Regions from separate parts of the Mus musculus genome. Here regions 2, 3 and 4 are each linked to region 1. The links are chromatin loops, found by intact Hi-C in ENCODE. Cell type or tissue: left cerebral cortex. All regions are shown on one strand. Each heading gives the region's core, and the rest is flanking DNA. Links, peaks and the distances in the headings are about the cores only. Region 1 holds the start of LOC115487694 (a small nuclear RNA gene). Region 2 holds the start of Otos (otospiralin). Region 3 holds the start of Olfr1414 (olfactory receptor 1414). Region 4 has its middle 35 kb from the start of Otos.

The links. A loop is a pair of places that touch in the nucleus more often than their neighbours do. Peaks named below come from ENCODE experiments on the same cell type or tissue, not always from the same donor. Only the 100,000 strongest peaks of a DNase experiment are listed, where the experiment ranks them.
Region 2: a loop joins it to region 1, with 2.4 times the contacts of the local background. A loop is called at or near these places in 8 of 42 quality-filtered maps.
Region 3: it touches region 1 in a loop (5-fold over the local background); 7 of 42 quality-filtered maps call a loop at or near these places.
Region 4: a loop joins it to region 1, with 2.1 times the contacts of the local background. A loop is called at or near these places in 12 of 42 quality-filtered maps.

Annotation. Positions count from the first base shown.
Region 1 is chr1:92,891,220-92,899,136 of GRCm38, reverse strand. Ankmy1 (ankyrin repeat and MYND domain containing 1) reads left to right here. Exons shown (of 18, transcript NM_001347091.1): 4 at 2,925-3,068. It overlaps LOC115487694 (a small nuclear RNA gene), which reads right to left and starts at 6,351; the gene lies at 6,163-6,351. In left cerebral cortex, for the core only: a CTCF peak has its summit at 3,866 (motif pointing right); a DNase peak (open chromatin) is centred at 3,877.
Region 2 is chr1:92,644,646-92,652,562 of GRCm38, reverse strand. It overlaps Otos (otospiralin), which reads left to right and starts at 3,722. Exons shown (of 5, transcript NM_153114.2): 1 at 3,722-3,812; 2 at 6,687-6,879; 3 at 7,137-7,229; 4 at 7,355-7,381. The coding sequence starts at 7,172. In left cerebral cortex, for the core only: CTCF peaks have their summits at 3,609 (motif pointing left) and 4,590 (motif pointing right); DNase peaks (open chromatin) are centred at 3,603 and 4,619.
Region 3 is chr1:92,514,625-92,522,541 of GRCm38, reverse strand. Olfr1414 (olfactory receptor 1414) reads left to right here and starts at 4,027. Exons shown (of 2, transcript NM_147039.2): 1 at 4,027-4,226. In left cerebral cortex, for the core only: no CTCF peak of the experiment used is centred there; DNase peaks (open chromatin) are centred at 1,292, 3,283 and 4,171.
Region 4 is chr1:92,679,400-92,687,316 of GRCm38, reverse strand. No RefSeq gene overlaps it. Among named protein-coding and RNA genes, the nearest start is that of Otos, 35 kb to the right of the region's middle. In left cerebral cortex, for the core only: no CTCF peak of the experiment used is centred there; a DNase peak (open chromatin) is centred at 3,964.

The sequences.
Region 1 (7,917 bases), core at 1,439-6,438:
GGTCCTCACGTTTACATGGGTGTGGGACTCTTTACTGGAGCACAGGGCAACCTACCAGCAGCCACAACCAAAAGAAAACTGACTTTCTCATCCCCAGCAGCCATTAACTGCCAGTAAATAGCCCCTAAGCTAGGATGGGGGCACTGGAATCTCATGTAGGTCTTGTGCAGATAGCCACAGACACAATGAGTTCAGGAGTACAGTGGCCATGGCATGCCACAAACCCCAATATTTTACAGATCTGCACCCCGTCCTCTGGTTCTCAGTCTCTCCCCACTTCTTTTTTTTTTATAGAGAGATTTTATTTATGTATTTTATGTATATGAGTACACTGTAGCTGTGCAGATAGTTGTGAGCCATCATGTGGTTGTTAGGAATTGAATTTTGGACCTCTGCTCACTTTGGTTGGCCCTGCTCACTCTGGCCCAGATTTATTTATTATTATATCTAAGTACACTGTAGCTGTCCTCAGGCACACCAGAAGAGGGTGTCAGATCTCATTATGGGTGGTTGTGACCCACCATGTGGTTGCTGGGATTTGAACTCAGGACCTTTGGAAGAGCAGTCAGTGCTCTTACCTGATGAGCCATCTCACAGCCCCTCTCCCCACTTCTTCTACAATGTTCCCTGAGTCTTGGGAGTGGGAGATAGATTCAGGCATCCCATTTAGGGCTGAGCACTTATCAATCGCTTTGACAAGTTATGAATCTCTGCACTGACTGCTGCCCACTTTGAAAAAGAAGCTTTTCTGGCCAAGGTTGAGGGCGGCACTAATCTATACATATAAATAGTTAGAAGGTGGCTTAACAATATATTGATCTGGCAAAACAACAGTAGTAAGTTCCTTCCAGGAGAGCAAAATGTTTTAAAACTTCAAATTTCTGCAGAGACTCACATATTCCACCTTCCTGAAATTGCTTGCTGTTTAAGATTAAAATGATGGCAAGGATGCTCTCAACTATAAAATGGAAATGCACCTAAGATCCCTAGGCTATACCCAGGACCTAAGTGGAGACTTCTGGGAGGCAGGGACCCAAGACTGAGCCCATGACCACATTTGTCTGTGCTTTCTGGTATCAGTGATTGGGTAAGATGGCTCCGTATATAACAAAGGGGGATGCAGTGTGTCTGAAGCCCGGTAGGGCCACCAGGGAAGTAGTGCTTTGAAGCCTTGTGCTTGTTCTGTTTTTCTATTATGCATGACTAGGGCAGCCCAGCAGCCCTGGTGCTGCGGCCTTTCCAATCTGATGCTGCTCATGGCGTCAGGGAAGTCATGGGCTCCTCTTCTAGTCCTCTGTTCTATGGTGCGACTCTGCCTGTGGCAAGGCACAGTTTCTTTAATGTGGGGCCAAAGACTAGAGTTACCTGGTCCAGTCCTTCCTCCAGCATCTAGGCCTGATTCAAGGCCACTGATTCAAGAAACAGGAGAGGGAACAGGAATTTCTCAGCCTTGTTTCTAAAGCCCCATAAGCCCAGCTCCAGTCAGGCTATGTTGATCCAGGCAGCTGTGGCCTGGGGCAGGACAGAGGTAGGCATGCTGTGGCCATCTACTCTTTCTGGTGGGAGCATTTCAGAGCAGGGGAGTTACATGGAGGTGGAATGGGGTGGGGAGTGTATATAAATCACTGGAGGTATATTTACCTAGAGGAGAGCAATGGGGGTGGGGGGAGAGAAGTTGTTCACGATGGGGTCTTAGGGTTTCATTGCCGTGAAGAGGTATCATGACCAAGGCAACTTTTATAAAGGCAAACATTTAACTAGGGCTGAGTTACAGTTTCAGAGATTCAGTCCATTATCATCATGGAGGGAAGCATGGCAGGATGCAGGCAGACTTGATGCTGGAGGAGCCTAGAGTTCTACATCTTGATCCAAATGCAGCCAGAAGGAGACTGTCACATTGGGCATATCTTGAGCTTAGGGGACCTCAAAGCCTGCCTACACAGTAACAAACTTCCTCCAACAGGTCACACCTCCTAATAATGTCACCCCCTATGGCCTAGCATTCAAACACATGGATCTATGGGAGCCAAACCTATTCAAACCACCACAGATGGGGTCTGAGGAGAATTGAGGTGTCAAGATAGGAATAAGGGCATGAGTCCTCTAAGACCCAGAATGGGAGCCCCCAGCAGTCCTGGAAGACATGGGTATCAGGAGCCAGTTTGGGACTCCATGTTGATGGTGATGCTCGAGTGTTTGTGTCTCAAGTCTTCATCTGGCTTCTCATTTGCCCATTGTTCATGGCTTCTTTACATACCATAGCTAAGGGCTCCTGGCCCAGCATCTTCTGAGGATGGAGATGCCACCTAACAGCATACAGGACAAGTACAGAGCCTGGGGGATTGGTAACACCTTCCTTCTCTCTCCCATGTCCTTTGATATACTCACCTGACATACTTACTTGAAGGGCTCAGGCAGGACAAGGACGAGCAGAGGCTCACAATGGACCCAGTACTGAGGAGTCATCATAAATCGACCCTACTTTGTTCTCAGCCAGGCTCAGGGTCCCCCTACCAGCAAGCATCCTCCAGCCAGCTTGGCCTCTGTTACCTGATAGAGAGCTCATAGGGTGGGGTCAGGACTCCTAGGAGGGGAGAGCTCTGCCAAACCTAGAGTGGGTGCTGGCCTGGCAGCAGCTCTATGCAGTTCTGAACTTCCCAAGCTAGTCCAACCCACAGCAGAGGGTAGGGAAGGTGAACTCGTGGGCTGGCTGCCTGGAGACCTCTCTGGGTATTCTGAGTGACCAATGCCAGTTATCACATTGGCTACCTGGACTAAAAGAAGTCTTGTGTCTGGGTTCCCAAGAGGCCTATCACAGCCTTGTAGTCCTCATTCAGCCAGGTGTTGTAGCCTGGCTTAGCAGTCACCTACAAAGGTAATACCCCCTCTTCGATAGGAGGCTCATGGACCTCTCCTCTCCATAGGCCTACCATGGGCAGTTTTACCGGGACCATTTCCATGGCCTGGGCACCTACACGTGGCCGGATGGCTCCAGCTTCACAGGCACGTTTTATCTCAGCCAACGAGAAGGCTACGGGACCATGCACACAAAAACAATGTTATTCCAGGTGAGGAGATGCCGTGATCACATGATAGGCGGGACTGCCCATGTGTTCACGAGGGTCTGGCTGCTGTGTGTTCACTCGAGGGGCAGGGTTGCCATGTGTTTATATGAGGGGAGAGGCTGCTGTGTGAACACATATATGAGGAGTGGGGCGCTGTGTGCTCATGGGAGGATAGTACCACAGTGTGTGTATGTCTGGAGGGGCCTCTGTGTGTTTAGGTGAGGAGTGGGTGCAGCTATTATCTAGGACACTAGAGAAAAAGATATTCAGGCTTTGGGAAAGTTAAAACAGAGGTAGCTTTCTCATTTTAGTGACTATAATACTAATAATAAGGATCTAAATAAAAAAATGAGAATGTGCCGGGCGTGGTGGCGCACACCTTTAATCCCAGCACTCGGGAGGCAGAGGCAGGCAGATTTCTGAGTTTGAGGCCAGCCTGGTCTACAAAGTGAATTCCAGGACAGCCAGGGCTACACAGAGAAACCCTGTCTCAAAAAACAAACCAAAAAAATGTACCATGAATACTTATTTTTAATATATGAAATAGCTCTTTCTTATACATATTATTTAAAATTTGCCTTTTTCCCCACCCCTTAATTTATATATACATATACTTCACAATTATATGCAATCATATATTAGAAAGTTTTGAAAGTTTCAATGAGTGTAGGTTTGTGTGCTCTGGGTACTGAATGACTCCCTCCCCCATATCTGGGCCCCATGCCTTTGTAGTAAGTGTTCCCTCCAGTTAGCCATGGCTGCCCTGCTGCCTGTAATTGGGCCTTTGCTTGAGAGGGCCACAAGGTGGCGCCCTGCAGAGCCATTCTGTGTCTTCCTCTTGGCCTGCAAGGCAGATCCAGCTCCATAGCCCATGTGCCTGTTGTTTCTTTGGTTATTGAAGTCTCTGTGATGTGGAATCACCACAGCTTAACTGAAAGAGCTTTAGACTGTTTCCTGTTTGGGTCGACTGTGAATAAAGCCGCTATGCACACACGTTTAGTTGGATTTTGTGTGTTCATGTAAACAGTAAATGCGTGGTTTTCGTTTCTCTGGGAAAACTTGTAAGTGTAGTCTGAGGGCCATGTGTTGGGGTGCTTCCCTTCTCTGATGTTTGTCCTGACCAATGGATGCAGGGTGGCAGTCTGCATCCTTGTGATCCCTGCTACACTCCCAGCCCCCCCCCCCCCTTTTACTTATTTTGAGATAGCGTCTGATCAAACCGCAGAGTCTAGCCTTGAACTCACTGGGTAACCCAGGCAGGTCTCAACTTTGCAATCTTCCTGCCCAGCTTCCCAAATAGCTGGGGTTACAGGCTATTATCTACATGCCTACCAACTTTATAGTCTTCTTCTTCTTTTTTCTAAAACCTGTTTGTTCATGTGGAGGTCAGAGAACAACTTTGTGGAGTTGGTTCCACGTTTACATTGGTTTGCAGAATGGACTTCTGGACAGTAGGTTTGCATAGCAAGTCTCTATCTGCTGAACCTCTCATCCACACAAGGCTAACTTTTGTTTTTTCTAAATAAATTCCTCTCCTCTCCTCCCCTCCCCTCCCCTCTCCTCCCCTCCCCTCCCCTCCCCTCCCCTCCCCTCCCCTCCCCTCCTCTCCTCTCCTCTCCTCTCTCCCCCCCACCTCTCTCTCCATCCTGAAGACCGCATGACCACAGTTTGTTTCCCCAAGTCCCTCACTCCCCACCTCCCCTCTGACTTCCCCCATTCATTCCTCCTCCATTTCTCTTCAGAAAAAGGTGGATCTTCCATGGATAGCAATTAACCATTGCAAATCAAGTTTCAGTAAGCCTAGGTACCTCCCCTCATACTGAGGCTAGAGGAGGTGACCCCGAAGGAAAGGGTACCTAAAACAGGCAAAAGAATCAGAGGCAGCCCCTGATCTCACTGTTAGGAGTCCCACAAGAAGACCAGGCTACAAAACTGTAACCTCTGTGCAGAGGGCCAAGGCCAACTCCCAAGTGCATTTCAACAGCTGCTGACTGACCACAGTATCTTCCTGACTCACAGACGTTTGCTGTTTGTATTATTTTAAGTTGAATATAAAGTTTTTGTTTTTTATTTATTATCCTTTTGTCTGTTGACTCTGCCGGTGGTTGAACTTGGTAAGTTAGAATGTCTCAGCACCATTGAAGAAATTTAAAATGACTCCTTACAGTTTCAGCTTTATTACTCTGAGACCATGTTATTTCTTTTATAGGTAGATTTTTTTAGATTCATTACATGTCCCTGGTATTTGTTTTATGCCCTTTTATTATAATAAGCTGATGTACCCTTTTTCAAAAATAATCGCTTCAGACCAGGTTTAGTCCCAGCACTTGGGAGGCAGAGGCAGGTATATCTCTATGAATTGAAAGCTAGCCTGGTCTATATAGCAAGCTCAAGGACAGCCAGAGCTATATATAGAGACTCAGTCTCAAAAACGAATAAATGAAAAAAAATAAAATAAACAAAAACCCTCTTCACTGTTTTATGACCCAACGTCTAATTTTAATGTTAATAAAGTTATATAAATTTGGGGATATTATTTTCACTGTGTCGTGCCTGTCACCATAATTTTAAATACTTTTGGCAGTGCTGGAGTGGAGCCCAGGGCCATGCACATGCTAGGATACACATGCTAGGATACACATGCTAGGATACACATGCTAGGATACACATGCTAGGATACACATGCTAGGATACACATGCTAGGATACACATGCTAGGATACACATGCTAGGATACACATGCTAGGATACACATGCTAGGATACACATGCTAGGATACACATGCTAGGATACACATGCTAGGATACACATGCTAGGATTATGCTCTCCTGAGCTACACCCTTAGCTCCCATAGATCAGACCACAAAGATTTTTTTTAAAGGGGGAAAAAAAAAGCAAGATATCTGAAGAGCTTTGACTGTCAGTTATATTTAAAAGTGATATTTTGGAAAGATTGAACTAAATACAAATTCTATAGTAAGATGAATTCTCCCTCAGGACAAGAGATGTAGCCTGTTTGGCAGAATGCTTTTGGAGCATCCACAAAGCTCCGAGTGTGATCAGCAACACAGCATGAGCCAGTGTGGCAGGGCATGCCTGCTGTCTACATGATGTTCTCAGGAGGACCGGCAGGCTAAGCTCATTCCTGGACACTTATTTCAAGGCGAGCCTGGGATATATGAGACCCTGTCTTGAAAAAAATTAGAATTCTACACAATTTTTTACTTGCTGTAGTGTGGCTACTAGAAAATCTACACTTGATCTTAGCCAAAAGGCAGAGAAGCGATGCTACTAGAAAATCTAAGCTCATGTGTTTTTAGCTCATGGTTTCTCATCTGCTTTTGATGAGGTGTGCCAGTGTTAGTAGACACAAATTTGGATGAAGCCTGCTGCCTTGTGTGTACTATTCTGACTTCACTATCCAACATTCCCCTCTCTCTTTTCTCAATCCCTTCATTTGGATTGGCAGAATATTGAAAAAAACCATCTCCCTCCATTATTATAAGAGCATTACACTCTATCCTTTTCGGATGCCCCACAGCATTACAGTACAAGACAAGGTCTCAGTTTGAAAATTGCAAGACTGAGTGTAGACTATTTCAACTCCATTTTCCTACTTTGAGTTATATACTGTTTTAATAACTATGGAAAGCACACATTTCCATATTTTGGACAGCATATCAGGAGATGAGTGTTTTGTTGTTCCTTTTCTACATCGTTCTTTAGGGCACAGATTTTTTGAGACTCTTGTATTTCTGTGTTCCACTTGGTTTTATTATAGAGAAGTGCTCCACTGTGCAGATATCACATGGTTTTGCTGTTGTTTTGTTTGTTTGCTATTAATTCACTGATAGACGTTCTTTTGAGATCTTTTGAATTTTTGGTTACTGCAAACCACTAAGAACAGTTGCCTCTCAGTCTTCATGCAGGCACATGTGTGTGTTCATTGTTAAAAATACCTAAGAACGAGGGTGCTAGTTACAATGGTAAGTGTGCAGTGAGTTACAATGGTAAGTGTGCAATCAGTTACAATGGTACGTAAACGTGTGTAGTGAGTTACAATGTTAAGTGTGCAATCAGTTACAATGGTAAGTGTGCAATCAGTTACAATGGTAAGTATGCAGTGAGTTACAATGGTAAGTGTTCAGTAAGTTACAGTGGTAAGTTGCAGTGAGTTACAATGGTAAGTGTGCAGTGAGTTACAATGGTAAGTGTGCAGTGAGTTACAATGGTAAGTGTGCAGTGAGTTACAATGGTAAGTGTGCAGTGAGTTACAATGGTAAGTGTGCAATCAGTTACAATGGTACATAAATGTGTGTAGTGAGTTACAATGGTAAGTGTGCAGTGAGTTACAATGGTAAGTGTGCAATCAGTTACAATGGTAAGTGTGCAATCAGTTACAATGGTAAGTATACAGTGAGTTACAATGGTAAGTATGCAGTGAATTACAATGGTAAGTGTTCAGTGAGTTACAGTGGTAAGTTGCAGTGAGTTACAATGGTAAGTGTGCAGTGAGTTACAATGGTAAGTGTGCAATCAGTTACAATGGTAAGTGTGCAATCAGTTACAATGGTAAGTATGCAGTGAGTTACAATGGTAGGTATGCAGTGAATTACAATGGTAAGTGTTCAGTGAGTTACAGTGGTAAGTGTGCAGTGAGTTACAATGTTAAGTGTGCAATCAGTTACAATGGTAAGTGTGCAGTGAGTTACAATGGTAAGTATGCAGTGAGTTACAATGGTAAGTGTGCAATCAGTTACAATGGTAAGTGTGCAGTGAGTTACAGTGGTAAGTGTGCAGTGAGTTACAATGGTAAGTATGCAGTGAGTTACAATGGTAAGTGTGCAATCAGT
Region 2 (7,917 bases), core at 1,993-6,992, 250 kb after region 1:
ACAACATCTGAGATCCCTAGGTTTATCATTAAGGGAGCCCATGACATCCAGGGGCTAGAGACCAGGGAGAACAACACACTGCAGTGTACAAGGTAATCCCTCCACAGGGGACCTGCCCACCTAGGCGATCCATGAGCTACTGGAACACCACAGTGAAGTGCTACCACCAGCAGGAAGAGTGGGTGAATCTCAAGGTATATTGACCCAGTAGCCAGGCAAAATGGGTCAGGCAGTGAGAAATGCCATCATGAGAAAAGCCTGGTTACACTCCGAGCATACAGCCCAGAGGGATGGAGCAGTCCGGCTAAGCCAATACCAGAGTGCTCATTCCGACAGGGGACATGCAAGGCAATGGAAGTCATTTCTCCTCTTCAGTTTACAAACACGTCTCCATTTGCAGTGTGCACACACTCCTCAGCCTGCCTCTGGGGCCGGCAGCTGATTCTGATGTCTCCCTGGGAGCAAAATGGGAAGTATTCTGCTTTCAAGGCCGTGGGCTGGACAGGAGCCTCCCGGCCCTCCGCAGAGACAGATTTAGCACATGCTTCAAAGCACAGCCAGCCCTTTAATTCTCAGACATGGGTCTTGGCTTAGCAGGGCTCCATCCAGAATGAGCCTCCTGATGCCCCGTGCTGTGGGCTCATAATACCTGCTTCTTGGATGAATCGACGGGTTAAGAATCTAGGACAGTCAGCCAAAGCAAGACAGGGGACCTGCTCTTTCATCTCTCTGTTTCTACCAGCATCAGGAGAAAAGAGCCAAAAAGCCAGAGAGGAACCCAGTGGGTGGTCAGCAGGAAGTTCGGAGATACTGCTGCCAACTCCAGCCTAGACCTGCAGAGGCTGAGCCTAGGGGCCCCCAAGGGCAGCAGGACTGACCACGCTGCCCAGATGCCTCAGCCAGGCTGAGAAACACACTGAGTCCTGGTTCCCATAAATCCCAGCTTTCATGTGGTACTGAATAGGACAAACAATGGATCTATTTCAGGCCACAGAAAAATGGCCCAGCCCAGGGCTCCTCTTGCAGTTTGGAGGCTCAGCATAGTGGGCTCTGGAACCTGGCCCTGCGCAGAGTCTCAGGAAGCAAACAGGGCTGCTGGGCAGGCCCCATCTTAATCACAGGAGGATGTGGCTAAGGGTGGCCTCTGTATATTTGCTCCATCATGTGGGCACCATTGGCCCTTAGCCTAGGGTCATATCACCCAAGGAAAGAAACCCTCCCTGCCCCAAAGCACACCATGGCCTGTCTGTTTCACCAGGTGGGGACCACAAAGGGCTGAGCCTGCAGTCTGGTAGTGCTGGCTACCCACTCCTTGTTCTGTAGTCAGATGCATTTGTGTCCCTCCTCCAGACAGTCACATTCTGGGCCTAGCAGCCCTTCCTCCAAGGGGGACAAAGAAAGGGAAATGTGCCTCAATCAAGTGCCCTTTCTGAAGGCAACCACAAAGAAAATCCCACCTGAGAGCAGGCATGGCTAGGTGTGGCTTTGGTTAAAAACTGAGGTCCTGAACCAGGAACACTCAGCACCCGGAAAGGGTCCATACTGTGACCCTGGAGAGGTAACCAGGTGTCTTAGTCCGGGTTTCTATTGCTGCAACAAAACTATGACCACAAGCAAGTTGGGGAGGAAAGAGTTCATTTGGTTTACACTTCCAGGTTGTAGTCCTTCACTGAGAGAAGTCAGGACAGGAACTGGAGCAGGGCAGGAACCTGGGGGCAGGAGCTGATTGAGAGGCCATGAAGGGATGCTGCTTACTAGCTTGCTCAACCTGCATTCTCATAGAACCTAGGACCACCAGCCCAGGAATGACCCCACCCACAATGGGCTGGCCTTCCTCTATCAGTCACTAATTAAGAAAATGCTCTACAGCTGGATGTCTTAGAGGCATTTCCTCAACTGAGGCTCCTTTCTCTCTGATGACCCTAGCTTATATCAAGTTGACACAAAACCAGCCAGGCATGCATGCGAGAAAGGCAATGAATTGCAGTCCAGAAACTGGTGTTCGGGGCACTCGAACTGGGTGATAACCCATCATCCACACCACCTCTGCTGACAGAAAAACATTCTCCCAGAAACAGGATAACCCATTTACGTTCCTCCTAGGCTGGAAACTGAGCTAGCGGGTCCTTCCCTGCACCCCTCTAGCCCATGCCACAGGGCCTGGCTGGTTCTGGGAGCTCTGTAGCCTACGATATCAAGTCCTAGAGACATAACATTTAACCCTCCCTGTGGTATTAGAAACATGACAGACAAGTCACTTTCAGTTCAAAGGAACTGGGGGAAAGGCTGTGTTACGGCGAGCAGAGATCAGAACTCTGCAGTGGTCTGAGGTGAGAGAGTCACGTCTGCCCAAGGGCTTCTTCTAAGTAAATGGGCCTGTATGGCACTGGATTGATGTCACTCCTGTTGCTGCTGACCTGTGTCTCTGGTATCCTGTCCCCTGACTGGAGTCCAAGGCAGATCCTTCGGCTTGTGTCAGCATGTCCGACGTGGTGAAGCCCTTGTGGGAAAAGCTCAGATGACATCCTTCACAGCCCAGGGTCAACACCAGCCCTTCCTGGGTTCCTGGGAATCTTTTCCCATGATGCAGAGAAATGCAGATGACAAAGAATCCTGTGAGAAAAAACAAACAAACAAACAAACAAAAAACCATGGGCCATGTGAGACCCATCCTTCTGTTGGGGGTCGCAAATGACCACAAGCTAAATATTCCTTGCTGGGAAGGGTATGTACTCCACCTCTCAGGGAGGCAGCTGTGGTGAACCAGGCAACTTCCCAGTGAGATGCCTGGCTCAGTGGTTCAGTTAACCCTTTATGTCACCGAGAAGCCACCAGTGGAGCTTCCTGCAGTCAGGGCAGGGCCTATAGCAATCCCTGGATCCTTGGCCTCAGCAAGATCTTTCAGTTCTGCCTGGGCTGGTTTCTGGATCCATTAGCCCCCAGGAACCCAGATGCTCTCTGTGCGTATTGGGGGTGCAGTATTGATTCCAGATGGTGGCCTCAGGTAGCGCCACACCTATCTTGCTCCTGCCTTCTGATCCCAGGCTCAGCCTCCAAAGCAGCCCGCCTCTTCCCATACTCTATGGGATGACAGCAATAGACACCTGCTTGTCTGTGCACATTGTAAGTGTGTACACACCTGTGTGTGCATATGGTGTTGGGAAGATGAGTGTTTCACCTAAAGTGAATATTTGGGGGTGGGTGGGTTGGGGGACAGATCCCTGGAGATGTTTGAGACATGAAACTTCCGCTAGAAAAGCTGGTCGCTTGAAATTCAAATGTAACCATGCGTCCTGTATTTCTTTCAGCCACACTGGAGTCCCTAGGACCCCCCAACCCCATCTCATCCCAATCCAGGTCAATTCTTCGTGGTTTCTGAAGGGGTACTCGCCGGGGTTGACCTGGGACCTTTTCAGAGAGTCTATGGTCAGTTCAGGAAAAGAACGAGGTATTTTAAAAGAAGGTGATCACATGCTTTCACATTTCAGCTTCAGATCCGTATGCGGTCAGTCTTATGACATGGAAGGAGACTTTGATTATTCCAGAACACAAACCCTGTCCTGTGGGCCAGCTGCACAGGAGCCTGTGAGCATGGCGCCCCCTGGAGGCCATCTCAGAAACATTCCACTCCAAGCTCTGAGCCTGTTCTCCAAGCAGCCTGGGACCGGCTGTCTCACCCCAGGCCCTTCTAGATTTCCTGTTAAAGCTGCCACACCCGCATCAGCTGTGGTGGCGTGGAGGGACTTCCACCTTGACAGGCTTTGCCAAGTCAGCTCAACACGCTCCCAGAATTCTCCCTTTTCATGTCCAAGGTAACATGTTTAGTTAAGCTCTTTAAAAGTCCGATAGGGATGTGTGTGTTTGAGGACAAACATGGGTGACATTAGAAGTCTGCGCCCCCCTCCTTTGTAGGAGCAGGGATGGCACTTCCCAAAGGAAATGTGTCTACCAGGGCATGTTTAGAGGGACAAGGGGCAGCATGACTTCTAGAACCTCTGAATCCCAGCTCTGTGTGGTCACATGACGCCACTCTCCTTGGGTTTGAATCCAGCCAGAAGACTCCAGCCCTGTCAGTGAGGTACTGCTCAGTCCCTGGGACACCCGGGTACTCTGCAGGCACAAGCGGGAGGGCAATGCTGCCATCTGGGACGGAGGACTTAGGGCAGATGTCAGTCTGGGAGATGTGAGGAGAAGGCAGACTGTGAGCCATCACCCCCTACACCCCAGTACTTATGCTGGCCACGGTCCAGGAAACAGGAAGTGACTCTAGGATCAGTTATAAGCCACTTCCGAGGCTTTGCGGGGCTCGGGGATGTATGAACAGTGCAAAACACAGGCGGACCATTCCGTGGCAGAGAAGAATGCAGGAAAACACACTGGCACGATGAACTGTGGCCTTGAGACTTTAAATTATGAGCACCTGCCTGTGTCCATGTTGGGACAGCTCAATGGATGATGGTAAGCTACTCTGGGCTCTGCCTTCTAGGAGAATGAATTTGGGTTGCGCTAGCATTTCAGAGTACAGGCAGGGGCATCTGCGAGGCTCAAGGAGTAATTATTAGTCAGATGTGGTGTCCATGGATGGACAGCAGGGGGCGCCAGATACCTCTGACTCATTCCCAATCCTGGCGTTCGTTACCACAGGGTCCTTTTCAAGCTGACTGCCACGGGAGATAACAAGGGGCCTCTGTCCAGCAGAGTGGCCTTATACATCTAAGCATCTCTTGAATCCAAGCAGACAGACTGTTAAGACCTTGGAGGTTCCCTCCGAGTTTCTGTGTGGGGCGGGATATTATGCACTGGATATCATGCAGGCTTCTGAGCAGTCACTGGGCAGGTTTCAAGTTTGCCCATCCTATATGGTATTGTTCCTGGGCCCGACCTTTGGGAGCTTTTGAGAATTCGAACTCTTCCCTGCCCTCAAGCATTGAATTTTAGAAGGAATCCTAGCAATTATTAAAGGATGGAATCCAGTGTTTTGGGATTCCCATCAAATGTAGGAATGCAAGGGCCCTGGGGAAGGCATTTACCATTAAAAAAAATGACATTTACTTATTGTGTATGTGTTTGCAGTGTGTTCCAGGTGTGTATGTGTAGGTCAGAGAACAACTTGTGGGAGTTCGTTCTCTCCTTCCAGCATGTGAGATGTGGGGATCGAACTCGGTTTAGCAGCAAGCACTTCTACCTGTTCAGCCATTTTAATGGTCCCTCTTGAAGGCAGAGTGGTCTGCAGGAGAACAGGGAGACAGATGGGTGAGGTGCAAAGGAGATGTGTTCTGGGTGGGCGGGGGCAGGGGGTGTCTCTGTCCAGGCCAATGAGATAAGGTGTCTGAAGGATCCAGGCAGAGAGGAAGTGTGTAGGGGTGGAGATGTGGTGCAGGAAAGAACGTGTGTCCCAGGAGGTTTGGAGGACCTGGGAGATCAGGACCTGGGAGATCAACTGACCACTATAAGCCAGGGTAAGTAACAGAGAGTTGCTGATGGTGGGGCTGTTTTTATTTAAAGCTTTCTTACATAAAATAATAAATGAAGGAAAGTACACACCCACAAAGGGAGGAGAAAGCAAATGAATACCCATAGTTTCCTCTCCCGGGCTCACGGCTGCTGGTTGGCAAATTCTTATATTAGGTAAGCAGTCTCAAACCAGTCTGCATGGTTTCTTTCATGCCGTGCTTCTTCCACAGGTGTCTTTCCATGGTAGCCTTCAGATAGGGGCTCATCAGGTGGACAGTTGATTGCCTCACCCTGGCAGCCCTCTATGGCCAGATGCGCAGGCTCAGGGTGTCTGCTCCTTTGTGCTCTGACTAGAGCCTTTCTCTTCGCCAGATCCTCTTGGTCTGTGCTATAAATCAGGGCTGTGAGCACGGCTGTGCTGTAAACCAGGGTCGTATGTCCTCATGAATCCTATAACTGGAGGTGGTTCAAGGACCCTGGCACAGCTGCCCTAAAGCACCACACCTCTTGTAGCACAGGGGCCAGGGGGTTGGAAATGAAAGCCAGAGGCTTTCTCCTCCATGGCTGCACCTCAATGCTACTGGATCATACGCCAGCTCTGGGTCTCTGGTTAGATTTAGGCTGTTACCTGGAGAAGGAAGGGGACTTGAAGGGACCCTGGGCCACACAACTTCAGAACAGGGTACCAGAATCTTTGAGAGTTCTGGGGGGATTGAGAAACAATGGAGACTCTTACCCTGGACCTCGGGCCTGTATCCAGCAGGGTGCTGGGACCTCACAGGGCACAATGGAGATCATCAACCTGGACTTAGGCTCTGCACCAACAGGGTGTTGAGACCCAGGGGCGGGTCCATGGGGCTACACTTCCTCTGACAGGTGGGCACAGGTTCTATCAAGGGATAACCACAGAGGTCTGAGCTTAAGGCCCTGGTGTTTACTGCTACTTATCCTCTGGCCTTCTCTATTAGAGACTTGGAGGAAAGCTCTGATCTGAGGGAGGGGTCCAGCTTGGCTCACACTTCCTCTCTATGGCTGCTCTACCAGTGTAGTGTCCTGGGTGAAGGAGTGTCTGCAGGCTTACAGAGGCCACGGGATCACAGGGTCCTGTAGCACAGCAGGGGAATTTCAGCAGCCCCTGGATCAGATGTAGAAGGAGGGGCATTAGATGGACGTATGCTGGACTCAGCTTTGAAAGTTTATGGCAGATTTGATCTGTTGTCTGATGCCCCCAGCTGCTCCCACAGGCCCTCCTGCCAGCAGAGAAACAGAGACCTACAGTCCTCTGCTGGGGAATGAAATATTCAGTTTGATGGCTCAGGAAGGTGACGCTTCCTTCCTTGTCCCAGCCCTACTATAAAGAGTAGCCGGAACATTGGCAGTGGCCCCACAAGGCTGCAGATTGCACTGAACAGACCAGCAAACAAGGTACCCTCTGGGAGGGTTTGGACTGCTCTCTTAACAGACAGGGTGGATCTGGTGTTTGTGATGGGGGTGGGAACGGGAGAGACATCTCTTAAACAGTCAAAATTGATAAGCTCTCACCTCAGAATAATGGCTGAGAAAAACAGAAACAGAAGCACTTATGAAAAGTCTAGCATTCCTAAGGGTGGTCCACGGCGGGGTGGCAGGATGGGCTCATCCTAGTGGGCATCGTCATCATCCTTGCCTTCCTCCTGCTGCAGGTGGTCCTCAGTGAACTGAATTGCCCTTGGTAAGGATGCAGGCCTGTGTGCTGTGGTGGCTGGCCCTTGGCATGCTGCTGGGGATTCCTGCAGGTGAGGGGCCACTCTAGCCATAGCTCTCTTGCTTTTCCATGCCTCTCCGTCAAAGTGTCCTTGTCCTGGTCTGCAGTGGTTAATGGAGGTTCGCCCTAGGTGATGGCTCTCCTTTCCTTTTGCAGGAGCCAAGCCAATGCCAGAGGAAGCAGGTAATGCTTTTCGATGTCTTTCTCTCACTGGCAAAAGGTACTGGCGCATGCAGGTGGGTGGGGGAGCAGAAGCTGCTCAGCTCTGGCAGTGGGAATGCTAGGTCTCCTAAAGTATGGCAGTGCAAGTCCTGCTGCCAGGGGGAAGCTGTGCATGCTGAAGGATCCAGGGCCCCATCAGGCTGGGCCTTGTCTTCTGCCATGTGAGAACACCCGGGCAGAAGACAAATGAATGGGCTCTTTGAGTCCCACCCTCAGTTTGATCTCAGACTCTGGGTACTCTCAGGAGTCCCAAGACCACAGAGGTGGTCTAGCCTGTGCTCTAGAACGTGGGTGCTGTGTTCTCTGAAGCCTCGTGGGCATGTCGCCTGAACTCCCCCTCTCCCCTCCCCCACATCATCATCTTCTCTGCTCATCATCCTCCAGACAAGGACAAAGCCCCACTTTGTTTTGTCCTGTCTCCCTTTTCTTCTCTTTCCATGGGAGCAGGTACTCTAACGGGTAAGAGGTGCATTCAGAGTGACTCAGACTCTACTCCT
Region 3 (7,917 bases), core at 1,253-6,252, 380 kb after region 1:
TGGCCCGAGACAGGGAAGATAAAAATTAAACCTCTTGTGATGGTGTCAATAAGGCAGCAGCCATTAATAACAACTGCAGCTTGTTACTGAGAACACCAAAGCCCTGAAAATAGAAATGAAGGAAGAGCGGTCAGGGTAAACATGTGGTTTAGATGAAAGTGAAGTGCTGTAGTTTTGTGTGACACCGACACACTCAGTGCATTGTGGGGGAGGCGGTCAGGTCTGACCAGGGGCAGCTTGCCTGGCCTGGCTTGTGGGTCAGTTCACTTTAATGGATATTAACTAGATGCATTTGTGGGAGCTTATAGAACTGCCCCAGCCTGCACAGATCATTCATTTGAGACAGCAAAGGACAGCTGATTGGGAAAACGGGAACAATGACTTTTAATTAACACATTAGAAGCTGGGGTGCTTATGAACCGATTATCGCTCTGTAGCACAAATAGCCTGGGTAAAGACGGATGAGCTGGACACCCAGAGTAGTCAAAGAGCAGCAACGTGTAGAGGCAGGGCCACGTGCCGAGGGGCGGCCTGAAATCTATTTTCTTTATTGCAATCTTCCTCCATGACGAGAGGATGCCAACCTACTGCCATGGGTTGTCTGATCTCACCAGATTCTGTTATTTGGTTGGGGAGGATATAGACCTTGCACAAGCTTTGCTTGCGATAAAACACTAAATTACTGTTGCGGTACTAGCAGAGAGTGGAGATCAAGCTGGGGCTGGGAGAAAGGATGCTAACCTACATACTCACATAGTGAACATCCCCCTTGACGCTCTTGATGCTGCTACTGTGGCTGGCTGTCCACCTGGAAGAGCCCCGTGGAGGAGCAGCTCCCATCCCTGGGCATATGGACCTCACCTGCCCAAGAGAACCCCCGAGGGAAGGCCACGTGTGGGGTATGAACAGAAGCGGGCTACTGCTGACTTGCCAAAGGAAATGCAGTGGTCCCTCAGTGTCTTGGGAATCCTGTGGTGATGAGCACAAGAATTCTGGGAATATCTCCAGCCCCTGCTTTGAAAACAGCTCCCAGCTGAAGTCCGCGGCCGCCACCCAGTGGTAGACGCTGGAATTTGGGATTTAAAAAAAAAAAAAAAAAAAAAAAGTGTGCTGTAATGACAGGGCCTCTTGTCAGGATATCCAGAGTGCTACCGACCTAGACACTGCCTCTAGTTCTGGTCGGCATAAAATAATCTGAAAATTTGAAATTCCAATAAAGGCTGGGTAAACCTCTAAGATGAATTCCCAGAGAGTTCTGGAATGAACAGGAATGGCTACCAGGATAGTGGACCTGTGTTTTTCTTCCGTGGCCGAGTACCAGAGGGACTGACAATCCTGTCCCCACATGGGCAGTGTCCAGGAAGCAGCTCTCAGGAGGTTCTTCCAGCAACCAGCTGATGAGACTGCAGATGGAAGAAGGAAGTTTCTAGAGACTGATGAGCAGTGGTTGGGGGCAGGGGTAGTCGAGGGGGTGATAAGCAAGAGCCCCGTGTGGTCTTCCCACTGACTCCAGCAGTGGCCAAGAACCAAGCTGTGTGGCCAGTGGGAATCTGGTCTGGTGAAGGAGGATGCCCATGTGGGAGTAAGGTCCTGCTGAGGGTGAATATGGTTTCCCCCCATCATGTTGAGGCCTCATGCCTCAGGTGGAGTGGGAGATGGGGGCTGTGTGGGCGGTACTGAGAGCATGGGGTGGAGTCCTTCCAACAGGCTGTTTCAGGTGGGCCTAAGTTCTTCCTCTAGGACTGTCTTGGTTGGTTAGTTGGTTGGTTTGAGAGTGTCAGAAAGCTGAGCCTGGCTCCCCACACACTTGCACACTCTTCCCACGTGCCTGCTCTTAACCTCACGTGCACTTTTGCTGAGGGATACACTTGCCCTCTCCTGACACGGATGGGGCCCTTGATCTTTATAACTTCTCCGACTGCTGTGATATTCCCCTAAGCAATCTCTTTTCCTTATACATTACGCAGCTCCAGGTGGCTTGTTGCAGCAATGGGCTAAGACACGGTTTGTCGGCATCGCTGGAAGTCTGACAGATGCTACTTTCCATCAAACAGTGGTAAATGCAGACTCACCGCTGCCCAAGGCACTGAGGATAAATGACGGATGAGCAGCCAACCCTGAAGAAGACATTGAAAGCGCCCCCTCCACAACTCAGGGAGCATTGTTGAAGAAAGGACAGAAAGAATGCAAAAGCTGGAAGATAAGGACAAGGACAGTGAGTGATGAGCCGTTCTGGGCAAGACTGAGCCCTCTGAATCATGAACTCAGGGAGGTGTGGATACCTGTGCTGGATCTGCATGATAATGGGTTTGTCAACAGACAGCAGTGGGCAGAGGAGGGGCCCAGGGGGCTCTGCCCATCACTGGTGAACTATTCGCTCCTTATGGATTCAGAGAGAGAGAGTCAGTGGCTTCAGCTGTTAACACACTGGTGACCCCACCCAGTTCCATTGAATAGGTGTAATCCAGCGCTTACACAGATGGTCTGTGTTAAACCAGATGGGTCAGAAAAATAAAACTTAAAGTCATGCATGTGGGGAAGGGATCTGAGGAGGAGGAGGTGAGCTGATGGGCTGGGGGAAAGAGAAGAAAGAATGGGGGCAGGGAGTAATCAGAAATATATATATATATATATATATATATATACTGTGAGATTGTCATTAAACCAAATTAATTAATAAAAATAATTTCTCTTGTAACGTAATAGACCATCTAACAGAGGCAAACAGTGCAGGCAGCCATGAACACAGCAAAAGTCTTTCCACTATGGGCAAAAAGCACCTTCCTGCCAGGTGGCCACACAAACCTCTCACTCTTCCCAGGCAATGCCAAGAGCTTGGCCTCCTTGATTCTATACCTATGACTGTATGAAGGATGAAGGACTTGTTATAGCCATGATTATTTTATAGGTTTGGTTTGGTCTATGTTGCCCAGGAACTGGGAAAGGACCATCCACGCCTGAGTTCACAGGCTCTGGCAGGGACTGATGAAAAGTGCTTTGGCTTTTTCTGGGAACCTAAGAAGATGCCCAAATGGGCAATGAGCATGTGGGGACATAAGACCCACCTACGCCATCCTGTGTCCAGACAGCTCACTTGTGGGTTCAGCTGGCTCAGCAAATAACACACTGTAGGACATGGGACTATTTCCAGCTTTGAGAGATTGTGAAAGGAACAGCCATATAGATGGAGGTATCTGGAGTTGTACATGAATATATGTCTAGTTTTACAACTCAATAAGAAACTGCTAGACGTCCTTTACAGAGCAGCTGGACTGTCTTGCTCACACTGGCAGTGTAGGAGAGTCTGCACCCACCACCATCCGGAGCTGTCTGGTGTTCTATTTTAGCCTCTCTGAGAAGCTGGAAGGCCTGCTTGGTTGTGTTTGATTTGTGACACCTACTGGCTGATGGGCGATTATGACTTTGTGGAAAGGTTGGTTGGGTTATCAGCTCGCTTCGAAACTGGACCGAGCCTTGTTCTCTCTGATGGCCTTGCTGAAGATATAGGTAGCTTGAGCCTACCTATACTCTGGGACTCACTCTCCTGCCTGGGATCAGTGGCTTCTATCACTCTGCCCACCTGGCAAGTCTGTTTGTCTTAGACATAAGCCGTGATATTTGTTCTGGTCCATCACAAGAAAGATGTCTCTGTCTACATCAAAAGTTCAACTTTGCCTTTTCACTCATGAGTGATGACAGTCATAAACTGCAGGCCTGAGTAGGGCCTTACCTCAACCTCATCTTCTGGACTAGACCTCGTCATCACTCTCCACAGAGACATGTCCCTCCCTGCCTTGAAGAGCAAAGGTGGCTCCAGTCAGGACAGGGCCATGTAGCCAGAGTGAGGGAATGGAGAGAAGCTCTGCCCAGGGCCTGAAGGCTTGGACAGGGTGCTGGGGACAAGGAGCAGAGACACCAAAAGGCCTGAGTTCCTTGCTAGCCCATGCCATCCAGCACAGGAGACCAGGGCTAATTGGCGGTGTGGGGCAGACACACTGTACTGTGGGGTAATTGGGCCCTGGAGTCCCACGTCCTCGCACATGGGGAAGGAAGCTTCCCTTTTCTCTCAGTGCCTCCTTTAAACCAGCTGTGGCTCAAGTGGGCCAGCTGCTCTGAGGGATTAGCCAGGCTGCAGCAGAAGCCAGGTGTCTGGGGGTGACAGTGGACAGAGAGAAGTGGTTTCAGAAGACTGAGGACAGACACACAGACACCGGCAGATCTCCAAGGTAGGGAATCACTGATCTTGGCACTGATTGTACCATAGAAATTTCCATGCTCTCAGCATCCTGTCTCCTGTTGCTATTTGCATGCATTTTCCAGCCTCCTCACACCCACTGCTTCTAACATTCTCTCCAATACTTACTATTCCCACTCTTCATTTTGTGCCCAACTCCGTGCACATGCCCCTCAGGAAATGTCCCCTTGACCCTGACTTCAGAAAAGTGGATGAATGAACCTCAAGAGGGCTGACATCTGCCTTGCTCCACTTGTTCCTCACAGGAAGCTGGCCTGTTCCCCTGAATACACACACACACACACACACACACACACACACACACACACACACCACACCCAGCCTGCAGTCAGCTGGAGGGATTCAGGCAGGGGCCCCAGAAAACCCATCCTTGCAGTATCCAGTGCTAATAAACCAACCCTGTGCAGTGCCAGGGCAGGCAGGACTGTGAGCCAACTACCATTTCCAGAACCCACCTTCACCATAGCCATAGGGTGTTGATGGATCAGAACCAAGCCTCTGGGAGGACTGCCCCTGTCTGTGGTCCACCTGATCACTCTCCCCTTTGTTGCCCTGCTTTTTCTTGCTCCCTCTCTCGCCCATTTAAACTTCTATTGCCCCATTTTGGTGAATCCAGAAAGAACCACAATTCTTTCTTGTGATTTGGAAATCTGAAGGCCACAAGCACGGGACTCAAAGGAATGCAGAGAACAGCTTCCCTCTAACATTTCCCATCAGAGTGAGACTGCCCTCTTTCCTAATGTCCTCCTGGACTCCTGCCTAGACTCCTTGGGTAGCTAGGCACGCCCCTGACTGTAAGGAAGACCCAGGACAGTTCTACCTCCAATCCACCCCAGGCTCTGATCCTAGCAAAATCCAACCATCCTTCCCAGTCAAGCTCTAGAGAGAACCACTAGCAGCTCCAGAGTTGGCCTGGATCTAGGCAGGGCTGGAGACTCTGGGGACAGGTGTGACAGAGGATAACCATTTTTCCAGGGCCCCTCACTTCCCAGGCCCTACCATGGTTGTGGTCTCACCTGCCTGCTCCTGCCCACTGCCACTCAGACTGCAGAGTGGCTTGTCGTGGGAGCCTCCACACTTGCCAAAAGTCTTGACAGGCAATGGAGGAACAGGACTTATGCCCTGTGCCCCTTTGCAGTGCTATTGTGAGCCTCATTGAGGCCTCCATGCCCAAGGTGACAGAGAAGTAAAGGGCGAGCTGAACTGAGAAGTGGCAGGTAGTCTCCAGATTTCCAGTTGTCTTTTCCTGAAAGGACTCTGTTCTGTGCGCAAATGTGTTCCCATCCCACTTTCCCATTCTGTTTGCTCCTGGTCACTAGCCAGACAGCCCCAACCTAGTCCTGTGCCCCTGAACTCCCAGCAGGGAGACCCTGCTTGGCCTGGCTGGAACCTCACATCTCTAAATCTCTAACTGTCCCTTCCTTCCCCAGGGGCACGGCCCTGAAGTATTTCCAGTCTTCCCCTTGGCCCATCAAATTCACATCTGCTGCTAATGATTCATTGACCAGGGTCATCCTCGACTCTCGGGGTCTGGATCAAGAAAATGTGTCAGGCACTGTCCTTAGCCTAAGTCCCATCTCGTCCTCCTAGAGGGATCAGAAGCTCCATATATGCACCCTTCCTCTGCTGGACCTCAGTGCACTGATCATTTCCAGTGTGGATCAGCCCAGCCATCAGCCATCAGAGTGACACTGATCTATTGGCCTCATGTGTCCTTCAAATTCTTTTCTCCTCTAGTCCACACAATCCCTTCAACTGGACTAGCCCTGACCAACTCCACATCCTTCAGCTATGCAGTAGGTAGTCTCTGCCTTCTTCTTCCCAGGGAGCCATGTGGCAGGTCCTTGCCTCTTCGAAACTTTTCCCAAGTGTCACTTCTTGCTGCTGTCCCCACCCAGCTGTGCCCGGTCCCACCGACCAACGCCCTCCAGCTCAGCATCAGCTCCCAGGCTAGGAGCTGTGCATCTTGACCTACTTTCTACTTTACTAAAATTCATAGTCTATGAAGGTGGTGAGGCGGAGACAGTGTATTCTCCTGGTTGATCCAGTTGCTTGGAATGACTGCTCTATAATGGGCACTCCGTGAAACTGGATGGACCATTAAGTGGAGACAGGCACCATTCCAGTTTTGCCATCTGACCTCTGCCTTCTGGGGAGTCCTGCGTATAACTGTTCACTCCTGGCATTTTTCATGGTGTCCATGGGCACCAAAACCCAGCATGACCCTGATTTCTAGGTCCTCGACCACAAGTGCACTTCCCAGTACCCAAAGCCCCAAGAAGCTAAAAGCCATCTTTATGGTCACCAGAACAGTCTTCGTTTCCATCTGAGAAGGTCCTAGTCAGCAGGGACATTCAGAAAGACCACTTTTTTTTTTTTTTTTTTTTTTTGGATACAGGCTAGCCTCAGGCTCATCATAATCCTCCCTCCTCAGCCTCAAGAAGACAATTTTTAGCGTCTATTTAGAAATCCCTCAGTTATAAGAGTTGTGGTTTTTCTAAATGAAAAGTTCATGCCTTCTGAAAATTGGGACAATTTGTCTATGTCTTTATCCCCTTTGGAAGCAGGTACAACAGGAAGCATTGGTTTACTGTGGCCATCATGAAGAGCCCGCTCGGTGTACCTAACCGTGGCGGGGTGGAGGTCACTCTGAAGGCTGTGGGTTGCTTTGATCACATGAGGACCAACTTCCTTGAGATGATGGGTGTGTTTCGGTGATAGGTTTCGACAGCTCACTTTCTAGCCCTGACCTCGGAAGTGAACTGTGCTCCTGTGTGTGTGTGGCTGCTGTTCTGACCAACCTCAAGGATACTTCCTGGGCTCGCCTCAAGTTCTGAGAGTGTAGGACGTGAGATCTCTGCGAGTGCTTTTCCTCCACAGCCCCTGTCAAGCGGTGGAGTTAGGAACTGGCTCCCTCCCACTAAGTCAGGGAGAATCCTCCATGCTTGGAAGTGGCTCACACGGAGCAGGGGGGATCTGTGGTCTGCACTGGTGAGACTTCAGGGACAGTCCCTCTTCTCTGACACTTCCTCAACAGCCCTGGTGGCCTCCTGGTGACACCAGCTCTATTGTCACCCCTCGGCATTCTAATAACCCACACACACACTTGAGCCTCTAGCACTCACCCTTACAGGACTGCTTTTAATACTGTGCTAGAGGGTGCCTCCTCTCACTTGTGAAGGGACCGGGCTGGCTCACCTGCTAGGTGCTTTGTATAAGATGTGTTAATGTTATAAGGCTGTGACTGCTCCCCTTTGCTTCTGTCTCCTAATACTGTTTTGTTTTTGCTTTTTTGGTTTTGTATGTATGTATGTATGTATGTATGTATGTATGTATTTTTATTTATTTATTTTGGGGTGTCTGTGGGGGTCTGATACTAAGTTGAATTAAGTATTTTTGACAAAAGATTATATAAGCAATACTCTGATTCAGGAATGTATTTTAATTGATGAGACAGTAACTCTAGACACAGACTTGCTTTTCATCTTCATCCCCAAGAGTATATGTGGAGTTTCCAGCTGAGTCGTCAGGGGTATGTGTGTGTGTGTGTGTGTGTGTGTGTGTGTGTGTGTGTGTGTGTGTAGATATGTGTAGCCAACTCTGCAGTGGGGTCAGTAGTCCCATTGGCTGGGTGACCCTGTTCTATTTGCATTTTTCTTCAC
Region 4 (7,917 bases), core at 1,208-6,207, 210 kb after region 1:
ACCAAACATTTGAAAATGGCTGACCCACACATTCCCGGTGATGTCATTGTGGCAAAAAGCAGACCTTCTCCAGGGAAAAGTGTGTGCGTCTTTGACAAACACAGAGCGAGGTGGGAGGTGTGAGTAGCCAGCCATAAGCTGCTCGTCCCTGGGGACAGCAGCGGTGCGGAGGAGCTGCCCGACACAGCCTCTTACATCTGTATTTACTTTGCTGAGAGAGAATGCATCTGCGTGCTGATCACTGCTTCTTCAGAAAGGGCAGTGGATATGTGCCCAGCATTGCATGGAAGAGGCAAAAATACAGTTAATCTCTCTCCTCAAACTACAAGCTGAAATAAACCTTTCTGCACATAAATCACACCTCGTTAGGCATTTTGTCACCGCAGTGAACAAGGTAACCCGCCATCCCATCCCTTCTCTATGGCTCCTGGCATTCACATAGTAGGAAAGTGCTTTTTGAGCCCCCATGTCCCAGATTCACCTAGCCATTGAGCTCCTACTGTGTCCCAAGCTCTGTCCCAAAGCAGATAGATAGACAGAAGGTGACAAGGTGTGTGTTGCAAGGCTGACAGCTGGCAGCAGTCCAGGAGAAGGTAGACCACTGAGGTGGGAATATACATCTAGTCAGAGTCCTACAAGGCTTCAAGGCACACAGAACCAGCTAGACAAAGGTTGAATATGGTGGGCAAAAGAAGAGGAAGAAGAGAAAAGCAAAGAGACACCAGAGGGGAATAAGTCTCTGTTTTTTGTTGGTTTGTTAGTTTTTACAACTGTTAATATGGAGGCCCCCGCCAGAGAGATTCCTGTTATAGCGTGCTTGAGAGTGAGTGTGCTAACTAGAGGGCCAGGAAGGAATGAGGATGAAAACACAGGAACCCAAGGCTCATGGCCCTTTGTGGGCCATTGCTATAGCAGCTGCATCTCTCTCCTTTGTAACTTCTGGGCTTTCCCACACAAGCTGTGTTACACATGGCACAGGTGAGGGAGAATTCCAGGCCTGTGCCAACCAGCTTCGTTCATGCGTTAATGCTCTGCTGCCCTCTCCCGTCCCTGCTGTCCCTCAAGGGTCCCACATAGGGTAGGTGTGCCTCTGGATGGCAAACTTCCAAATATATGGAAGCTAATTAATATCCCACGGGTCAAAGAAGGTAAGGGGAACACTAGAAAAATAGTTTGAGCTGGTGAAGAAACACAATTTATAGTATAAATAATAAATACCTATATTAGAAAAAAAGCAAATAAATCAGTCACCCCCCACCCCCGTCCCCTGAGAAACTAGAAAAATAGCAGCAAGCCAGACCAAAGCAAACAGAGTAAATAGGAAAGAACAGAAATCGCTAAAATAGAACGTAAATAATGGAGTGGATTAATGGTGGTTTCCTCAGAACAAAATAAATAATCTCCCCCACCAGACAGACCAATCCATGACCAGCCATTTATAGAAAAACAAACCATGAGTCACCTGCCACAGGAAGGAGGGGTTGCTTTGGATGCTAAAGACATCAACTTCCAAAACAACTCTATGCCAATAACTCGGCTGTCAGATGGAAGAGATGAACCCACTTGAAGTTCATTGCACCCAAACGCGCACAGGTGGAAACACAAACTGTGACCAGGCATCCACCTAAAGGAGAGGTCAAAGGTGAGAGAGAGAGAGAGAGAGAGAGAGAGAGAGAGAGAGAGAGAGAGAGAGAACCACTCTCTACAAGGAAGACTTCAGGGTTCTGTGCTTCCATCAACAGATTGAAACAACATTCAAAGGTGAAATAACACTGTGGAAACAGTGGGGCATGGGTCTGGGGGGCCAGATGGGGGAGTAGGGAAGACAAACACTACAAAGCAACTGCAAGGTCAGTTTCCTCGTGAAAAGAACTTAAAATATCCTGCAACATTGTAGCAAATATGCCAGCCATATCCAGTATATTTATATTTGTATCTGTATATAAAATACATGTGTATTTATATGTATTAAATATATAATATATATTAAGTATATAATATATAAGTATATGGACATTTTACATATGTATATGAATAAACTTGCAATATAGGTGTATGCATTGCTTCTATATGATATATGGATAAATCTGAAACATGTAATGTCACAAGAATAATTACCTATTCACCCATGTGTCATGGTGGGCACAGCAAGCCCTGTGTGAATCAATGGCCAATGCAAAAGCGAATGTCAGGGAAGACAGAATGCATACTGTGGCTGGGCTTTAAAAAGGCACACATTAGTTACAGGCCGACTTCAAAGATGGGCTGTCTCCAGCTGGACTACATTCTTATCAGAGACAGGAAAATACATTTTGGCTTTTGAGACCAGCAGCAGCTCAAACACTTAGGAAATTCTGTGCTGTAAGAATAGACAGATTCTTCAGTGCATCTTTAGATATTTTCCCACCCCAGTCCATGTTTGATAGCTCTCTCTCTTTTTTTTTCTTTTCTTTTTTTTATTACATATTTTCCTCAATTATATTTCCAATGCTATCCCAAAAGTCCCTCATACCCTCCCCCCTACTTCCCTACCCACTCATTCCCATTTTTTTTGACCCTGGCATTCCCCTGTACTGGGGCATATACAGTTTGCATGTCCCTCTTTTTAAGTGTAAGATTTACAAGCCACACCCCAAAATATCTAGGTTAAATTTATATAAATTTTTGTACATTATACATTCATATCTGCATTATTCACATATAAATAAAATATGTCTGAAGTTTCTTTTGTACAGTTAAATACATATGCACATAGATAGAAATGTGCATTGAAAAAATACTCTTGGGCTGGAGAGATGGCTCAGCAGTTAAGAGCACTGACTGCTGCTCTTCCAGAGGTCCTGAGTTCAATTCCCAGCAACCACATGGTGACTCACAACCACCTGTAATGGGATCTGATGCCCTCTTCTGGTGTAACTGAAGACAGCTATCGTGTACTCACATACATACAGTAAATAAATCTTAAAAAGTACTCTGCATGTCCGTATCAGCAAGCCTTCCACAGATACGTGCCCATATTTATAGGTATGTGTACTCAACATGTATATGAATATGTGAATACACATTCCATGATTGTGATTCATGTATGTGTATAATATGATCAGAGTTTAACAGTAGAAACCAACAACTCAGTTGATCAACTCAATCAAATAAGTCGAGGAACCAAATGACCCCAGTAGCTGTTACAAGCATTTGAGGAACGGGGGAGTACACATGTGCACATGAGGACTGGAGTCTGTATCCTCAGCACACAGATAAAGGTCAAACATAGTGGTGCACACCTGCAATCTCATCCCTGGGGAGGCACAGACAAGGAGGTCCCAAGGGCTTGCTGCCCTATGTGTACCCATGCAGGAAAACAAGCTACACACACTGAATAAATGAAGTGCTTTTAAAGGGAAACAAAATCCCAGTTTCAGGTCTGTTTACAGTTTTGTGTTGATCTACATTCATAAACGCCCTGGGGCACATGTGGGCAGGTTAGACACGCCTGCTAGAACATACAGAGCAACCTGGGAAAGAGACCCTATAGTAATTTGAGGCTTGTTATTACTGGGTTGGGTGTGGAGTTCAGCACTGTCGCACATGATTAGTGTGAGCGAAGCAGTGTGTTTTGTACACACCTCCCCCACCAATACACTATTGACTGTGGTGGGAGAAACTCTCTACTGTGACTCAGCACAGACTCCAAGTAGCTCCTCATGGCTCCCATCTTGCCCTGGAACAGCTGAATAGCCAAGACAGCCCTGGGAGATCTTCCAAGCTCCTGCCAAGGCCTATCACCCTGGTATATCTATACCATGCTTGGCTTTGTGGAGGGATCCTTCCTGCGGTGGCAGAAGAGTGAGCGGTGTCATAGAGAATATAGAGACAAGCCATGTCCCATCCTGCCCCATCCCTTTCTGCTTAGTCATCAGCAAAGCTTCCAGGAAAACAATCACAGTTCTGCTGGCGGCTGGGGCACAAACAGGCACAGCTGTTAACTTCGTACTGCGTGGGTAGGCCAGGGCCATGACTGGGTGCCAGCCTGCCATGGGAAGCTTCAGGCGGAGCCAGGTGCACACCTTCAGAGGCTGCGCAGATAACTTGCTGTGGAACCGGAACTAATTTCTTCTCATGTGCTGACCCAGAGGCACAGCCCTTACTTAGCTCCTCTTTTGAGACCTGGCCTGAACCTGCAAAGAAAGTGAGAGATTGTCAAGAGGACAATCAGTCAGCAGAAAGGCACCATATGGTTCAGAAGTCTAGATACCTAGTGTGTTAGCAGAGGTGCCTGCAGCATCCAGCAGTGGCTGGGTTGGTAGCCTTGACCATCTCAGAGTCCTTGTATGTAACCTTTGCAATAGCTATTGCCATCTGAGCCTGGGAAGTCTTTGACAGAAGAGGAGGATGAGAAGACAACCTGACTGGAAGATATATATATATGTATATATATATATATATATATATATATGTATGTATGTATGTATATGTATATGTATATGTATATGTATATGTATATGCCTACCTTCCTGTAGGCCCCTTATCCCTCTCTCTCTAGAGCAATGGAACCATCATCTATGAGCCTTGGAGGAGAGATGGGCTCACTCTGAGGGTCACCAAGCCTTGGCTCTGAGCTGTCTATTCTTCCCATTCCTTGTGAACTCTTAGTGAGGTGCTGCGGAGGTGCCTCCTAGATCTGGGTTCCTGGGAGAAAATCCAATCCAGAAAGACAGTTGAACACAAAGGATGGAAAAGCTATGTCAAGGTCAAAAGAAGCATGTTAGCAAGTCACTAGCTAAGGCTGGAGATTCCCGAGGCACAGCAGCAGACAGGGGTCTACTCTGTTATGAAATGTAAGGTTCTCTGTGGACACAGACACATGATCAGGGAAGCAAAGATCCCCCAAAGCCTCATGTTAGATGCACATGGATGAACAGCAGGCTCTTGCTGTAAATCTGTAGTTTTACTCATTGTCTTCTCTGCTCGGCTTTGCTGCAAAAGTCCCCTTCCCCATTCTAGAGACCATGCCTCTATTCTGTGAATCACCAGGGGCTGAGTACCCTTGCCAGTGGGTTCTCCTTTAAGAGTCTGGCTGCCCACTTGCTGAAGCACATTCTACCACCGCTGTGGGTAGGAGTTAAGGCTGCCCAGCTCACACTGACTTGGGGAGCAGATTCCCCTCTTAGACTTGGCACGTGCTCATCTTCCAGCTCCCTGCCCTTGATGGAACTCAGAAGCCCAGACCCACTGGACACAGAGCGGGAGAAGGAATCCCTGCCTGATGAGGGTGGAGGTGGCAGGAGATAGGGCTATGACAGATCCAGGGTCAGGGGCACTTATAGGGTGAGGCCCATGGAGGTTGGACACGGACTCTTGCAGAATGAGGTCAGTGGGCAGGACTTGTCTACCACATGCAAATCAAGATGTATCCCAAATGGATGGTAGGAAGGATGGAGTGTGGCCATAGGACTGGGGAGTGGTGGTGGTCTGCCCAGGTCCTGCCAGGACAGTAAAGCCAAAGGACAAATGGACAAGGGATATGCCCTGGGACATCTTGACCAAGGGCTTAAATTAGGGCAATAGATTTTATGATTTCACTCTTGATTCAGCAGGTTTCTGTTACTCAAAAGTTGTCCAACATTTTGAAGAAGGCATTTGCTCTGCACCCCTCCCAACACCCTGCAGTCATGAGACCTACTATGGAGTAGAAGATCAAGGCTGCTTCTTGGCACTCAGGCCAGGCTGTTGGCCAGGACTTAGCTGAGGGCCTGGAACTGTGGGTGGTCAGGTTTCCTAGGTGAAAAACGCAAGTCCTATCTAATTTTTGAAACCTACAGAGAATCCAAAACAGGCCAAGATGAGTACTACTGGCCAGTGTAGAACACTGTAGCCCACTGTAGGACCTTGCATGTGACCAAAACACCCTTGCTCAGTACCCTGCCAGGGTGCACCTAGAGGAAATGCCCCCAGTCAAGAAGGGAGGAGGAAGAGGAAACTCACTGCCATCTGATGGCATGCAACAGTCACTGCCATTGCTATTCACAAGGTCTTGTCCATGTGAGGAGGTTGGGCGAGCTGGCCTCCGCCCAGGAGACCCAGTGGAGTGTGGCAGCTGCCCATGGGGTAGGGAGGGAAGGTTGTTTGTCAAGCAATCTCTTTTGTTCGGGGGAAGCCTGCTGTAATCTTGTATTGTCAGGGAGTAAATTCAGATGAAAGGCAGTCACACTCAGAGCTTGATGGCCCGGCCTTGGGGAGGACAGCAGCAAGATGATGGATCCGAGTTTCGGTGTCTGCATGTTAAGGACCTTCCGCTTAAGTGGTGTTTATGGGCACCAGCTGAAGGTGTATTTCTCCTACCCTTTGCCCTGCCTGACAGAGCTGGCCCCGCCCACTGTCCTCTCCGGTTTCCATCTCTCCTCCACATTTTGATTAGGTCAGTGAAGACTCAGGATCCACCAGATGCTCTTTGAGCCGGGGTGGAGGGAGGGTGGGGAGGGGTTTGGGGGGGGTGCAGCTTCTGGTGGCTTCTGAATGGAAATGCCCCGGCGGGAACTATTTTTAGATGGTGATGCTGGGGCTGAAGGGGGGACTTGCAGCTGCAGCCTCTTTGTGTAAAACGGGGTATCACGGGGGGGCAGAAGACATCCGTGGAATACTCACCCAGCTGGGATCTAGCAACAAGAATCCATTTGGGGCACAAGGTAGCACTCTGGGAAGTAAATGCTTAAGAGCCAAGAAGGAGCCGGGAAATTGATCACAGATCCAAACTGGGCCTGAAATCGATCACAGATACAAACACTGCCTGCTTCCCAAACAGGAGTGAGATTTTTGGATCCCAGTTGAGCAATCCTAGATTGGGGTTCTCTGCCTTCCCTAAATATCAGACTCTAGACTGTGGACCCCACAGGCTCACCTAGACTTACTCATGGGCTGTAGTCTGGAATTCTCTGATGTAGAAGCTGCACAGTAACATCTGTCCCCTACCTATTCCCCAGGCAAGCCCCTGACTCCCAGCTGGTAATATACGGGACTACTCAGGTCTGCAGGCAGAGGAACAGGAGCCGCCTCGTTAGGCAGGGTGGATGGCTATGTACTGTGGCATATGTTTAGAGGACAGAAGGGAAAGTCTTTGAAGAAGGACACGGGGCCTTTCTGCTCTATGTGGCCAAGCTCTGTGCCATCAGCTATGTGGGGTCCAGTGTAGGCAGGACCAGAAAGGCAAGGGCATCTTCGCTCATATGGTACCAGACCCACAATGTCCATCTGAGTGTCACAGTGACTGGGGGATCACAGATCAACCCCTTCTTCTTCTGGGCTTAGAAGGGGTAGGATCCCTAAGTTTGAAGCCTAGCAGGCCTCCAGTGGCTTTAGGGATGTGTAGGTATCAGCTGCCTGTCCAGGTAAAGTGGTAAAAGGAAATTGGATGCACTGGCATCCAATGGGTACTCTTTGGCAATGATGCCTTTGAAGATGGCACAGAGACCAATGGACTGACTTCAGAATGAGAGGAGAGAACCTCCCTATCCCCTCACGTGATGCCCTCAATGGCAGTGACTCCGGAGAGTGTAACCCACAGCACTCTGAGGTAGTCTAGGAACTCTCAAAAAGGAAGGCATGGGGGCTGGGATGGAATACAACTGGTACATCCTCATGTGCAGCTTCCTTTGAATGCCCAGACTGTTGAAGCCTGAAATACACAAGGGACAAACACACATGCTTATGTATAAATTATAGATGTAAATTACATCTTGTGTTATGTATCAATTGTTTGTGAATTATACATACATAATTTATACATAAATTATGCACCATATTTATATAAATACATAAAATACTTTATTCATATTTATGTCTCATGTATTTAGATATTAATATACTCCTGCCTTTCAGCTTTCTATTTTCATTTAATAATTGATGCTGAAATTCTTCCCATGT